Linked DNA regions of Homo sapiens: regions 2 and 3 are each linked to region 1. Evidence: chromatin contacts called from ENCODE Hi-C or POLR2A ChIA-PET data. All regions are on one chromosome and are shown on one strand. The core of a region is the stretch at or near the end of the contact, and the rest is flanking DNA. Distances in the headings are between cores, read along the strand shown. Region 1 overlaps PPP2R3A (protein phosphatase 2 regulatory subunit B''alpha). Region 2 overlaps STAG1 (STAG1 cohesin complex component). Region 3 has its middle 31 kb from the start of SLC35G2.

The links. A loop is a pair of places that touch in the nucleus more often than their neighbours do. ChIA-PET counts read pairs that join two places held with the same protein, here RNA polymerase II (POLR2A). Pooled maps may share reads with other maps.
Region 2: a loop to region 1 is called in a map of K562, with 22 times the contacts of the local background. The contact joins two enhancer-like sites. A Hi-C loop is called at or near these places in 3 of 168 maps with a recorded cell type or tissue (Caco-2, K562 and naive thymus-derived CD4-positive, alpha-beta T cell), 3 of 37 single-sample maps with no recorded cell type and 10 of 50 pooled maps. POLR2A ChIA-PET finds 5 or more read pairs at or near these places in 2 of 52 experiments (WTC11 and activated CD8-positive, alpha-beta memory T cell).
Region 3: a loop to region 1 is called in a pooled map, with 5 times the contacts of the local background. The contact joins two enhancer-like sites. A Hi-C loop is called at or near these places in 6 of 50 pooled maps. POLR2A ChIA-PET finds 5 or more read pairs at or near these places in 5 of 52 experiments (OCI-LY7, Panc1, activated T-cell and 2 more).

The regions. Positions count from the first base shown.
Region 1 is chr3:136,074,363-136,078,513 of GRCh38, reverse strand. PPP2R3A (protein phosphatase 2 regulatory subunit B''alpha) reads right to left here. Exons shown (of 14, transcript NM_002718.5): 7 at 61-147. Among named protein-coding and RNA genes, the nearest start is that of PPP2R3A, 110 kb to the right of the region's middle. Within about 2 kb of position 2,518, at least 4 of the 41 ENCODE cell types and tissues checked have a DNase peak (open chromatin) inside an H3K27ac peak, as active enhancers do.
Region 2 is chr3:136,613,400-136,617,723 of GRCh38, reverse strand. The region is part of intron 3 of STAG1 (STAG1 cohesin complex component); the gene reads left to right. Among named protein-coding and RNA genes, the nearest start is that of STAG1, 140 kb to the left of the region's middle. Within about 2 kb of position 1,368, at least 2 of the 41 ENCODE cell types and tissues checked have a DNase peak (open chromatin) inside an H3K27ac peak, as active enhancers do.
Region 3 is chr3:136,785,588-136,789,695 of GRCh38, reverse strand. No RefSeq gene overlaps it. Among named protein-coding and RNA genes, the nearest start is that of SLC35G2, 31 kb to the left of the region's middle. Within about 2 kb of position 2,060, at least 11 of the 41 ENCODE cell types and tissues checked have a DNase peak (open chromatin) inside an H3K27ac peak, as active enhancers do.

The DNA.
Region 1 (4,151 bases), core at 1,269-3,768:
AATAAAGTAAGAAAATTATCTAAATTGCTCATTACACATGAATTCTAATGAAAGGCATACTTGCAAAAAGTTGCTTTTTCTTATCTCTGTCGAAGTAATTTTTCCACTCCAAGATCTGTTGACTGTGTAGAATATTCTCTGAATAACCTGGTTCCAAAAGGAAAATAAAACCAAATAAAAACATTAAAGATCTCCACTACTTTCTCAAAGGCCATTTTATGAACATACTTGGGACCAATTTAACTTTTAGCTTTTTGATTATGTTAAGTGTAATTCCTAGTAAAAATCAGCACTGTATTTTTAAATCTACATCTATATATTTTGGATTTGCCTCTGTACTTCCAAGAAGAATAAAAAAAATTCTCTGCTCACAAGTCTTCACTTCCCAACTGCCTTCACATCACTTCTTTTGTTTACCTCTAATTTATACAGTGATGCCTGATTCAAGTAATGCTTATGGGGCTCAATGTTTTGGGAAGGCATATGAGGTGGGAAGTATCTCCTGGGTTGGCCTAATGATTGATTAACTGGTCAGAAGGGTGGCTATCAAGGTGGTATGATTCAAGAGGGCCTTATTCTGGTTATTATAGCCTTATTCACTTGAGTCTTGAAGACTCTCGGTCTTCTAGACTCTATGGAAATTCAAATACATCTGGGATAATTTATATCCTAACTTTTATTTGGGCATGAACATCTTTGTTATTAGCTGGTGTTTTAATGGGTTTAGCAGAATTGCAACTCTGGAGAAAACCTTGGATAGAATGGGAGAAGAGGAGATAAGAAGCAAATGTGTCTAGATTGAGGATGTGTGTGCTGTGGTGTAGGAGAAGACCAGAGAAGGAAGATGGAAGCTGCAATCCTGGAGGTAGGAGGTCACAGTGCATTCTTAACAATTTTACCTGCAGTCATTCCTACCCACTTCATTTCCCTTTCACTGATTATTTTTCTTCTCCCAAAGGAAGCAGTGGTAAAAAGAGCAATTTGAGCAGCTTTATTTTTTTGGGTGGGTGGGGGGGTGCATTCTGCTTTTATTTTGATAGTCTAATAATACAGAAATCCTGTATCTTTGGTGGTTTTATCATGGAAGAAATTAGATCTCTTTTTCAAGATATTTTGGTGCGAGAAGAACAAATAAGGCAAGATATTTGGACATCTTTCTCAATAGTAGGCCTAATGAGGGACTAAACCACCTTTCTTTTCTGGATTCTTCAGCAGAGAGAGTGATTCTTCAACTGTTCTAAACAGGGAAAAACTAGCATCAGGATGAAGGTCTAGATTTCAGCTGTCCAGCGCTCACTACCCCACCCCTGCTATCAGTGCTAACCCCTCTGACCCTACAGAATTGAGCTCAAGTGCCACGCTCCATGGGAGGCCCCAGGACAGGGACTGACTAGAGCTCTGCCTTCTGTGCTCCCACTGCCACCTGAGCCTCCTTTAGCTGTCCCTGTGGTTACATTCCAAACGCTGGTGCACCTGACCATCATCACCTCCAAACACTAAGAGACCAGGTCTTTCTTGACTTGTATTCCAGTAACTTATATGGTGCTTTTTTTTTTTTTTTCTTTCTGAGACGGAGTCTCACCCTGTCGCCCAGGCTGGAGTGCAGTGGCACAATCTCGGCTCACTGCAAGCTCCACCTCCCGGGTTCACGCCATTCTCCTGCCTCAGCCTCCCAAGTAGCTGGCACTACAGGTGCCCGCCACCATGCCCGGCTAATTTTTTGTTTTTTAGTTGAGACGGGGTTTCACTGTGTTAGCCAGGATGGTCTCCATCTCCTGACCTTGTGATCCACCCGCCTCGGCCTCCCAAAGTGCTGGGATTACAGGCGTGAGCCACCGCGCCCAGCCACGGTGCTTTCTATATATCAGGTGGTCCATAACTGCTTGATAAAATAATGAGGTTTGAAAGTTACATAACAAAGATTTTTGTATTATCTTTGTGTTAGAGAAATACGGGTTGGCTTCATAACTATTTGAAGAACTCTACTCAGAGTTTTGCATAGCAGATGAATGTCAACCCAAGAAAGGTCTCTAATTAGTATTTCACATATATCAGTATTTTTGTCTATTATTTATAGATAGAATCATATATAATGTGCAAAAACCACAAAACAGGTAAGTGTAACTATATTCAAAATGATTGTGAAAGATGCTACTAATGTAGTAATGTTTAATCTTGAGAAAAAATAAGACTAGAGTGTAGATGTGATCAAGATCTGAGTGGCTATTGGGCGGAAGAAGAAGCTGACTTGTTCTGTGTTTCACCAAAGGGAAGAATTACAACTGCTAGACAGAAATGCATTTATACTGAAATGCTTCAATATAAGGAAGACTTTCCTAAAATTAGCCCTATAAAGCAATGAGTTTGTATGAAGTGGCTGGGTTTCTTTTCATCTTTTCACCACAAGTATTTAGGAAGAAGTTGACAGGATTCCTGAATTAGGTGGGAGCTGGGACTAGGCAGTGCCTAATTTCTCTACTGGCCCCAACCACTCAGACTCTGAGGTCACTGAGGACAGAGAACATGTCTTACTCAATACTGTATTCTTAGCACTAGCTTGGCGGAAGTTCATGTAAAAACGATGGAGGATTTTTAGCACAGAAAATTTATGTACGAAAATAAACATTAAGAATTTGATTTATCATAATTCCATGTCCCCTCTCTCAAGTTAAAGTCAATTTCAATATATATTATTAAACCACATTTTTCTATTGAAGATTTTTGTCCTTATTTCTTGATTCTGAATGTAAATTTATCTTAAAGTATGAGTTTTCTATCTAAAATTTATATTTATATACTCAAATACTTTATATTATTTATGAAATTACTGTGTTAAAAATTATAAAACTTTATAATCTGTATCCATTCGTGCTTATTTTTCTCCTCTTCTTTTTGAATTTTTAAAATCTGCAAACAGTTTGACTGTTAGGCATTTCCTATTTTTAGCCTGTGCTAACCTACTTATCTAATACTATAAGACAATGTATTTGTATTCCATTTTTCCATAGCCTAAATCTCCTTATTCAGTGGCCACACTTCATCAGCACATTTGTTGGTTTCCACATCACTGATTCAGCACTTTAGATGGCTGAGGCAGGAGCACCATCTAGTGGTGAAGCATGTAGCTGCTGACTCTACACTAATTATTGTTTTTCTAACTGCTCTCTTCTAGGTAAATAAAATTCATCATCATTTAAAATATCAAATAAAATTTTACAATAAATCATAATTAGAATAACTATTTTCTGCTAGTGAAATAAATGAAATCTGACCATTTTTCACCAAGGGATCTTTAGTCAACTTGATATATAAGTTAAATTGTAAGTCAGTTTCCTTTCTTCTTGGTATCTATTGAATTAGAAATCTCTAATTCACAAGTATAGGTCACCAGGAATGGAAATGTTTGATGGCTCTGTCATATAGTTTTTGAAAAATGAATTAAATACAGACATAGAAGTTACAAATAATTTTTACTATGTATGTGTACAGAAGAACAAACTCCAATGCTGGAAGCCTGGCTCTCACTTGGCAGGAGTGGTGAACAGATTTCTAATTCACTCTTTGGTTAACATGGCTCAGAAAAGTATTTCCTTATGGTCTTCTGTAGAGTTAGGACTTTAAAAAATATATCTAACAAAAATTTTTTTTTCTCTCTTAAGAGGAAAAGTTTTCAAGGGGGAAGAGTTGGTAAGCTCTTAGTGTGAGCAGTCTCCACTATAGCTTAGTCATCTTAGGAAAATCAGTACCTTGCCCTCCACAAGGAAAATCCTGGCATTTCAGCCTACAGTGGTGGATTCTGGCCAATCAAGATACTGAATATATCACTAAGACACACCATTGGAGCAAGCCACAGAAATATCTCTACTGCCAGCACCAGTGTCATAAAGAAGTATTTTAAATCTCATCGCTTATTTTAAAAACTCAAGTTAGCACTTCTTTCCTCAAAAGTTGGCATATGTTGGTTTGGATAAGCAAAACCTTTTATTCACTGGCAATTTTTGCACAGCATGCAAAACTGCACTCAACGGCTATGATTTGCTGGTATTTCTAATCTTCATTTTCATTCAATATCAAAGGCTTATTTCTCAACTTCTAAATCTTTTTGGAAATAAGAATACAGACTGACTTTAGGTTCAATCTCTTTTTTTGGG
Region 2 (4,324 bases), core at 119-2,618, 540 kb before region 1:
GATGTCTGCTAGATTTTTTCTGGCTCCTCTCAACCTCTGACTGTCACTTCTTTTGTCCTTTCTTGGTTGTCCTTTAACAATCTGTTATAACTCCTGTAAAATAGAGAGTAAAAGTACCAACCCTGTTGTTACCAGGTTTTATGAGGACTAAGCTAGGACTAAGTCAATCTTTCAGGAACATTCAGACTCCAGTGGTTCCTCCTTGATCTTCAGTATAGCTCCTTATCTGTAATGGGCTGAAGAACCATTGAACTGATAAACCAGGCACATGGGTATAAGTCCATAGGCCAGGTGAAGGCCTGGATATAAAATATATGGACTTTGTGATGACCACTACCAACATCCAGCCTAAAGAAGGACTGACTTAGCATTTCCAACACCAATGATCTCATGGTTCCCTGTAGATGTCTCCCTTGTACCTCCATTAAGACCAGAGCTTGAGGAAGGGCCTCTCAATTTCCCCTGCTACACTTGGAATAGTATGAGGGACTCAGCAGAGGCTGGAAACTGAATGACCAGGCCCAGGGAGTTAATGTGGGACACTGACAAACCAATTGCAGAGTTGGTGCCATGTTGAGCATTTATGTTAAAAATTCTTAACTATTCTAAACCATGCTGACATGAACTGTTTTGCAAGTAAGTTTTGCTGTATAGCCATTGTTTTTTTTAATCCTAAATTTCTAGAAGTGAAGTTTGTTAGTATATGCTGTTTGTTTTGAAAGCTTTTGACATATATTATTGCCTTTCACACAGCAAAATATATGGGTATATGCTATGTTACTGCTTATAATGGTTAAGTCTTTTCTAATTTTTAAGTGGTGAAGTTTAAATCAGTACTTTCTATATTGTTCATTATTTGTGAATAAAGGTGGTATGATCACAGCTCACCACAGATTCGATTTCCCAGGTTCAAGTGATTCTCCCACCTCAGCCTTTGGAGTGGGACTACAGTCATGCATCACCACACCGGCTAAGTTTTTGTAGAGGCAAGGTTTCGTCATGTTGCCCAGGCTGGTCTCAAACTCCTCGGCTCAAGCAGTCTGCCCAGTAGGACTCCTAAAGTGCTGGATTACAGGCATGAGGCACTGGGCCCAGCCTATTTATAATTTTCTGTACTACTTTTTCTATTTTTATTTTTCTAAGAAACAAAGATCTCTATAAAAAATTTTTTTGGAGCTTAAATGTGCACTCTTTTGTGATCACTTTAGGAAGTATATTAGTTGGACTTCTTTTTAAGCTGTCTTTGTTGTTTTCTTAATTTTTCATTTAGAATTTTCTTCTACTGACTAGACTAGTTTTTAGTTCTGACTTCCTTAATTATGTTAAAGACTACCACAGTTCCAAGAACACAGAATTAAGACCTGAGTCATTGTTACATTTCCTCATCTCCAAGTCTCTTGTCCTGTCTCCTTTATCTATTGAAATTTGAGGTCTGATGACTTTTTTTTTTTTTTTGAGACGGAGTCTTGCTCTGTCGCCCAGGCTGGAGTGCAGTGGCGCGATCTCGGCTCACTGCAAGTTCCGCCTCCCAGGTTCATGCCATTCTCCTGCCTCAGCCTCCCGAGTAGCTGGGACGACAGGTGCCCACCACCATGCCTGGCTACTTTTTTTGTATTTTTAGTAGAGACGGGGTTTCACCGTGTTAACCAGGATGGTCTTGATCTCCTGACCTCGTGATCCACCCGCCTTGGCCTCCCAAAGTGCTGGGATTACAGGTGCGAGCCACTGCGCCCAGCGTCTGATGACTTTTACTTTATAAGCTCACTGTGTCTTCCACATCTGTCCTTTATTTTACATTTCCCAAGTTTGTATCTTTAGGGCTTACTTTATTGGCAGCTGTACTGTTAGCTTCCTACCTTTGGTCTTTGTCTTTTTCTATTTCATCCTTTTTAATAGTGCCGGGTGGGAATATGTTTTTTCTTTTTTTTCATTTTCTTTTTTTTTTTGATTTGGAGTCTTGCTCTATTGCCCAGGCTGGAGTGCAGTGGCACGACCTTGGCTCACTGCAAGCTCCGCCTCCCAGGTTCACACCATTCCCCTGCCTCAGCCTCCCAAGTAGCTGGGACTACAGGTGCCCACCATCACGCCCGGATAATTTTTTGTATTTTTAGTAGAGATGGGGTTTCACCGTGTTAGCCAGGATGGTCTCAATCTCCTGACCTCGTGATCTGCCTGCCTCGGCCTCCCAAAGTGCTGGGATTACAGGCGTGAGCCACCGACCGGCCACGAATATGTTTTTTCTTATTCAAAAAGCAGGCAGTGCCCCCACTCCTTTTTTTTTTTTTTTTTTTTTTTTTTTGGACAAAGTCTTGTTGTCACCCAGGCTGGAGTGCAGTGACACGATCTCAGCTCACAGGCAATGCCATTTTATGAAAAAGTGTGGGGTATCTTCAACTAACCTAATATTACACCTAATATTTTATTGTATTTCCCTGTTCACAACTTTTTAGTCAGGTATCTATCTGTCTCTTGTTTTTTCATGTATGGCTTTTGCTTTCCCACATTCACACCATTGCTCATTGTGTTTTTTCGTTCTGGAACCCTTGTTTTCTAAATTCTACATATGCTAATCTTACTAATACTAATTCTTAACTAATTTTATGAGTTCATGAAGTCCCAACTTGCAGCATAATTTTTTTGTGAAACTTTTCCTGCTTCTCGGTACTAAAAATAATGTTTCTCTTAGAAGGTTTTTAGCACTTATCATAAACCAAAATTCCATTAAAAGTATCTTTGTATACTATAGTTTATTATTTTATATTGCACGTATTTATCTCTTTATCTTTTAATTGTGTATGTATAAAATTTTTGCATTATGCAGTCCCCAAAAAAGTTAATATATATTATTTGTGATACGGTGTGGATTATTTCACATTCACAGCTCATTATGCCAGATAAGGCACAAAGGTTAAAGAATGTTTTTGTATCTTTGTTTCTTAAAACTTCTAGGAAAGTCATTGCACATTCATACTGCAACTTAACCTATTCTAGAGCTTTGGAATAGAGTATTTGGGATAAGTTATTTTCCTACACAGCAGGGCTAATTTGTGTATTTAAAACAGTTTACTAGAAATGTAGATACACATTTAAATTGAATAGTATACAGTTGTCCTAAAGATTGCTGTAAATTCTGAGATTAGATTGCATCATTTTTATATAGGAACAGTGAAGATTAATGACTTCCTATGTATATGTAACATATTTTCCATGAAATTCATTACTTACTGTGTTGCTGCAGGCTTTCTTTCAGGTATTTCAGGTTTGCTTTCCTATACATACTCATTAAAATATTTTAAAATCACTATGTCCCTTGAATTACCTGCAGTAATGAACTCTAATTTCTGTATTAATAACCCTATGGACCATAGATATTTCATTTGTACTGTTGTTTATGGGATATAAAACACTAGTGTTCCTTCATCACTACCAATTGACAAGATTGTATTAGGATGTTGAAAATACATCTTAAATAATATAAGTTCTTTTTTATTTTATTTGTTTATTTTTTGAGGCAGAGTCTTTCTCTGTTGCCCACGCTGGAGTGCAGTGGCACAATCTTGGCTCACTGCAACCTCCGCCTCCCGGGTTCAAGCAATTCTCCTGCCTTAGCCTCCTGAGTAACTAGGACTACAGGCGCGTACCACCATGCCTGGCTAATTTTTTGTATTTTTAGTGTAGACGGGGTTTCACCATGCTGGCCAGGCCGGTCTCAAACTCCTGACCTCAGCTAATCCATCCGCATCAGCCTCCCAAAGTGCTGGGATTACAGGCATGAGCCACGACGCCCAGCCAGTATAAGTTCTTTGAAAGCCATGTTTGGGGATAGTGGTTACCATGTTGGACAGTGCACATATAAAGAATCAGTCTGGGTCCAGTCTGGTGAGAGAATCATTGCCAGTAATTCAAATGGAGAAAAATTAATGTAAAGAATTAATTGGCCGGGCACAGTGGCGCACACCTGTAATTCTAGCACTTTGGGAAGCCAAGGCGGGGCAAATCACTTGAGTCCAGGAGTTCGAGACCAGCCTGGCCAACATGGTGAAACCCTATCTCTACTAAAAATAAAAAAATTACCTGGGTGTGGTGGCACACACCTGTAATCCCATCTCCTTGGGAGCCTGAGGCACAAGAATCACCTGAACCTGGGAGGCAGAGGTTGCAGTGAGCTGAGATTGCATCATTACATTCTAGTCTGGGTGACAGAGTAAGACTCCATCTTAAAAAATAATTATTAACTATTTAAAGGCTTCAAATCATTTGTCATTTGGGAACTGCAAATCAAGACAACAATGAGATCCTACTACATGCCTATTAGAATGGCTGA
Region 3 (4,108 bases), core at 811-3,310, 710 kb before region 1:
TTGTTTTGTTTTGTTCTGTTTTGTGACAGAATCTCACTCTGTCGCCCAGGCTGGAGTGCAGTGGTGCAATCTCGGCTCACTGCAACCTCCGCCTCCCAGGTTCAAGCGATTCTCCTGCCTCAGCTCCCGAGTAGCTGGGACTACAGACGCATGCCACCACACCCAGCTAATTTTTTTTTTTTTTGTATTTTTATTAGAGATGGGGTGTCACCGTGTTAGCCAGGATGGTCTCGATCTCCTGACCTTGTGATGTGCCCGCCTTGGCCTCCCAAAGTGCTGGGATCACAGGCGTGACAAAATTTTAAGATGTTGAGCAAGCCAAACAAAGTTCTCCTGTGGTTGGATTTGGCCTTGCAGCTATAAATTTGCAACCTCTACTCTAAAACTTGAGCATTAATCTCTGAATTTCAATCATCTAGTACTAGAACAGGAAAAAGGGTGAGGCTACTAAGAAGCTGGAAACAGGCAAAAAGGTTTATAGGATCTGAGGGGTCATTAGTCCAATTTCTAATTGCATAGATAGGCAATCGGAGGCTTGGAGAGAAGAAATGCCCAAGGGCACACAGTTCCAGGCAACAGTAGCACTTGCAGTAAGAACAAGGAGACTCAGCTTACGGTGGCTCATGCCTGTAATCCCAGCCCTCTGGGAGGCCGAGGCAGGCAGATGGCCGAGGTCAGGAGTTTGAGACCAACCTGGCCAACATGGTGAAACTCCGTCTCTACTAAAAATACAAAAATTAACTGGGCATGGTGGCAGGTGCCTGTAATCCCAGCTACTCAGAAGGCTGAGGCAGGAGAATCGCTTGAACCCAGGAGGCTGAGATTGCAGTGAGCAGAGATCACGCCATCGCACTCTAGCCTGGGCAACAAAAGTGAGACTTCATCTCAAAGAAAAAAAAAGAATAAGGATACTCAGGCCAGGCATGGTGGCTCATGCCTGTAATCCCAACACTTTGGGAGACCGAGGTGGGAGGATCACTTGAGGCCAGGAGTTCAAGACCAGCCTAGGCAATATAGCAAGACTCTGTCTCCTCAAAACATTTAAAATAAAAGAGGCTCAAGCGGGCCTGACTGGCATTTGGTCTTCTTGCCTCAGTTCCCTCCTTTGTTTATTTGTTTCCATTCTCTAGTTTGTGGCTATGATTGGTACATATGTCCCCTACTGAACTTTGGATTATTCCTATTGGACCCCTGGGAGCTGTCCTGGCCTTCATCTGGAGTCTCTGCCCCAACCTCTTAGCCTGGAGCTGGTGCTGTTTCTGAGTCTGCTGGCACTGACCCCCTTGGGCTCCTCGCATGGGCCTGTCTGAGCTCCACATTGTGCTGAGTATGATACATACCTAGTATGGGACAAAAATAATGCTTGATCTCAGTGTGCCATAGTCCTGTGTTCCATCCAGTAAACACACTGCTTCCTAGGATTAATGTCTCCCTGCAGAAAGGAAAAGCAAGTTGGAATGTCATTTTGTGTGTGTGAACTGTAAAATGAGTTTGAGTACATTTCAAATTTGCTCTTTCTTGCCCTTTTTTTGCCATCTAATAGTCATGGCCAACTCATCCATTAGGTACAGCTAGCACAGTATCTAGGGACCGAGATACTTTTAAGGGCCTGCAGAATGTTTTAATTTTAATTTCTTTTAAAATCAGAATAAATAAAAATAAATAAATAATAATAAACATATAAAAAGAATCCAGTGTACTTAAAGCCACTGAACTGTATGGTTAAAAATGGTTAAAATGGGAAATGTTATGTATATTTTACCACAATAAAAAAAAAGAAACCAGCATGGATTATATTCATCTTTATACCAATGCAGTTATAAAATATAATTTTTAATATTTATTATGGAGGGAAGGGCCCACAGATTCAAAACTGCCCAAAGCTCATGAATGTTATCATTTGGCCCTGTTAGTAGTTGGTTAATTCATATCAAGGAGAAGTTTTGTATTTATGGACCAAATCATATGGACTGCACTTCTCTCACTTCTTCGTGGCCTAACCAGGAAGGTTACACAGCATGACCCAGATTCCTACCACGTGCCACCTGGTGACAGCTACACAGACTGTTCAGGGGAGATGCTGAGTACAGTGGTTCTGAGAGACTTGTTAGTTTTGGTCTCTGCACAGCAGGTCCTGCCTTATTTAGCACAGTGAAGCTAGACACTCTGAGGTAGTCAATTTTACTCCAAAGGGCATTTCTCATGCTTCTCTTTATTAACAAATCTCTCTCTCTTTGGACTACCAAAACAGTCTTCTGGCAGATCTCCCTGACTTGGCTTTTCTCCTACCCAAACCAGAATTATCTTTGCAAACATATATCTCCCTGGAATAAAGTTATTTAATGACTTCCAACATTTTCATTATTTCAGAAAGCTTGATAGAAATCCCGCTTTAACTCATGAGAGTGCTTTTAAAAGTAACTAAAAAACTGCTTTAGTTTGTGCTAGAATTATACCAGCATGGTTACTACAATTAATAAATTTTGAGGACACAAATTAATTATTTTCCAGACGCATAGTTTGTGTTGCAATGAGGTCTTACACCCATGGATCCTTGGGAGAAAGATCATGAATGGATCCTTGGAAGTGAAAAAGTATGGAGATCCCTAGAAATGTCTCAGCTGTCTGCCTGACCATTCTGGGAGGACAGTATCACTCTGGTCAAAGAGAAATTACTGACTAGCTGACTATGGTACAGAAGGTGGGGGAAGATGAAGAAACATCACATTAAAATTCAGTGCAAAGTGAAAGCTTGTCTTGAGCAAGGGTGAATGACTCAGCAAGAAATTGTTTACAGGATTTTAGTTTCTGCTCTCTGCAATTCTTATATTAAATAAAAAGCGGATTTTCATTATCTACTTGAAGTAATTCCATTACTCACCAGATAACAAATAAGCAACAAACACACTTCCTAGGATATTTTTTTAATCCTAAAGTGAAAGCAGTGCTTAGAATCACAAATGCTTGGCATGTATGGTCATTAACAAAAATTTGGTCTTTGGCAGAGTGAAAGCTTTGGTTTTTAAGTTCAGTTCCGCTTGTTTATCGTTGTAGTGCATAGTTATCATTCCACATTCCTACATTCAATCCCCTTTCTTCTGGTAACAGTCATACACACACACACACACACACACACACACACACACACACTCTTTCACACGCACAAATTTTCTTGGGAAAAAAATATTTTTTTTCCACATTTGGAATATCCTTCAAGACTCCCATAGGCTTTGGAGGGCACCAAGTCCTGTGCTCTCTGCTACTACTCCTTTGAATATCAGAGTGATCACATGTTCCATTCAAAACAAAATCGGGCAGGGCGCAGTGGCTCACTCCTGTAATTCCCAGCACTTCGGGAGGCTGAGGCAGGCAGATCACTTGAGGTCAGGCATTCGAGACCAGTCTGGCCAACACAGTGAAATCCCATCTCTTTTTTTGTATCTAAAAAACTACAAAAATTAGCCAGGTGTGGTGGCATGCGTCTGTAGTCCCAGTTATTCAGGAGGCTGAGACAAGAGAATTGCTTGAACCTGGGAGGCAGAGGTTGCAGTGAGCCAAGATCGTGCCACTGCTCTCCAGCCTGGGCAACAGAGTAAAACTCTGTCACACACACACACAAAAATAAATAAATAAAATAAAATAAGTTTATCATGACTGTAATCCCAGCACATTGGGAAGCACAGGCAGGCAGATCACTTGAGGTCAGAAGTTTGAGACCAACCTGGCCAACATGGTGAAACCCCATCTCCACTAAAAATACAAAAATTTGCTTGGCATGGTGGCGGGCACCTGTAATCCCAGCTACTAACTAGGGAGGCTAAGGCAGGAGAATCACTGCCTTAGATGGAGGTTGAGGTTGCAGTGAGCCAAGATCATGCCACTACACTTCAGCCTGGGTAACAGAATGAGACTCCATCTCAAAAAAGAAAAAGAAAAAAAGAAAAAAGAAATTGAGACAGGATGACAGGATGAGGGCCAGCTTCTGTGCTGACCTATCAGCTCTGCCTCTTGGCCACATACATGCAAGCTGAGAGCAGCCGTTTTGGCTGCACGTCGTAAATTCAGGCTGGGCTGCACTCACTCAGGTCCCTTGTTGGCACTATATTTC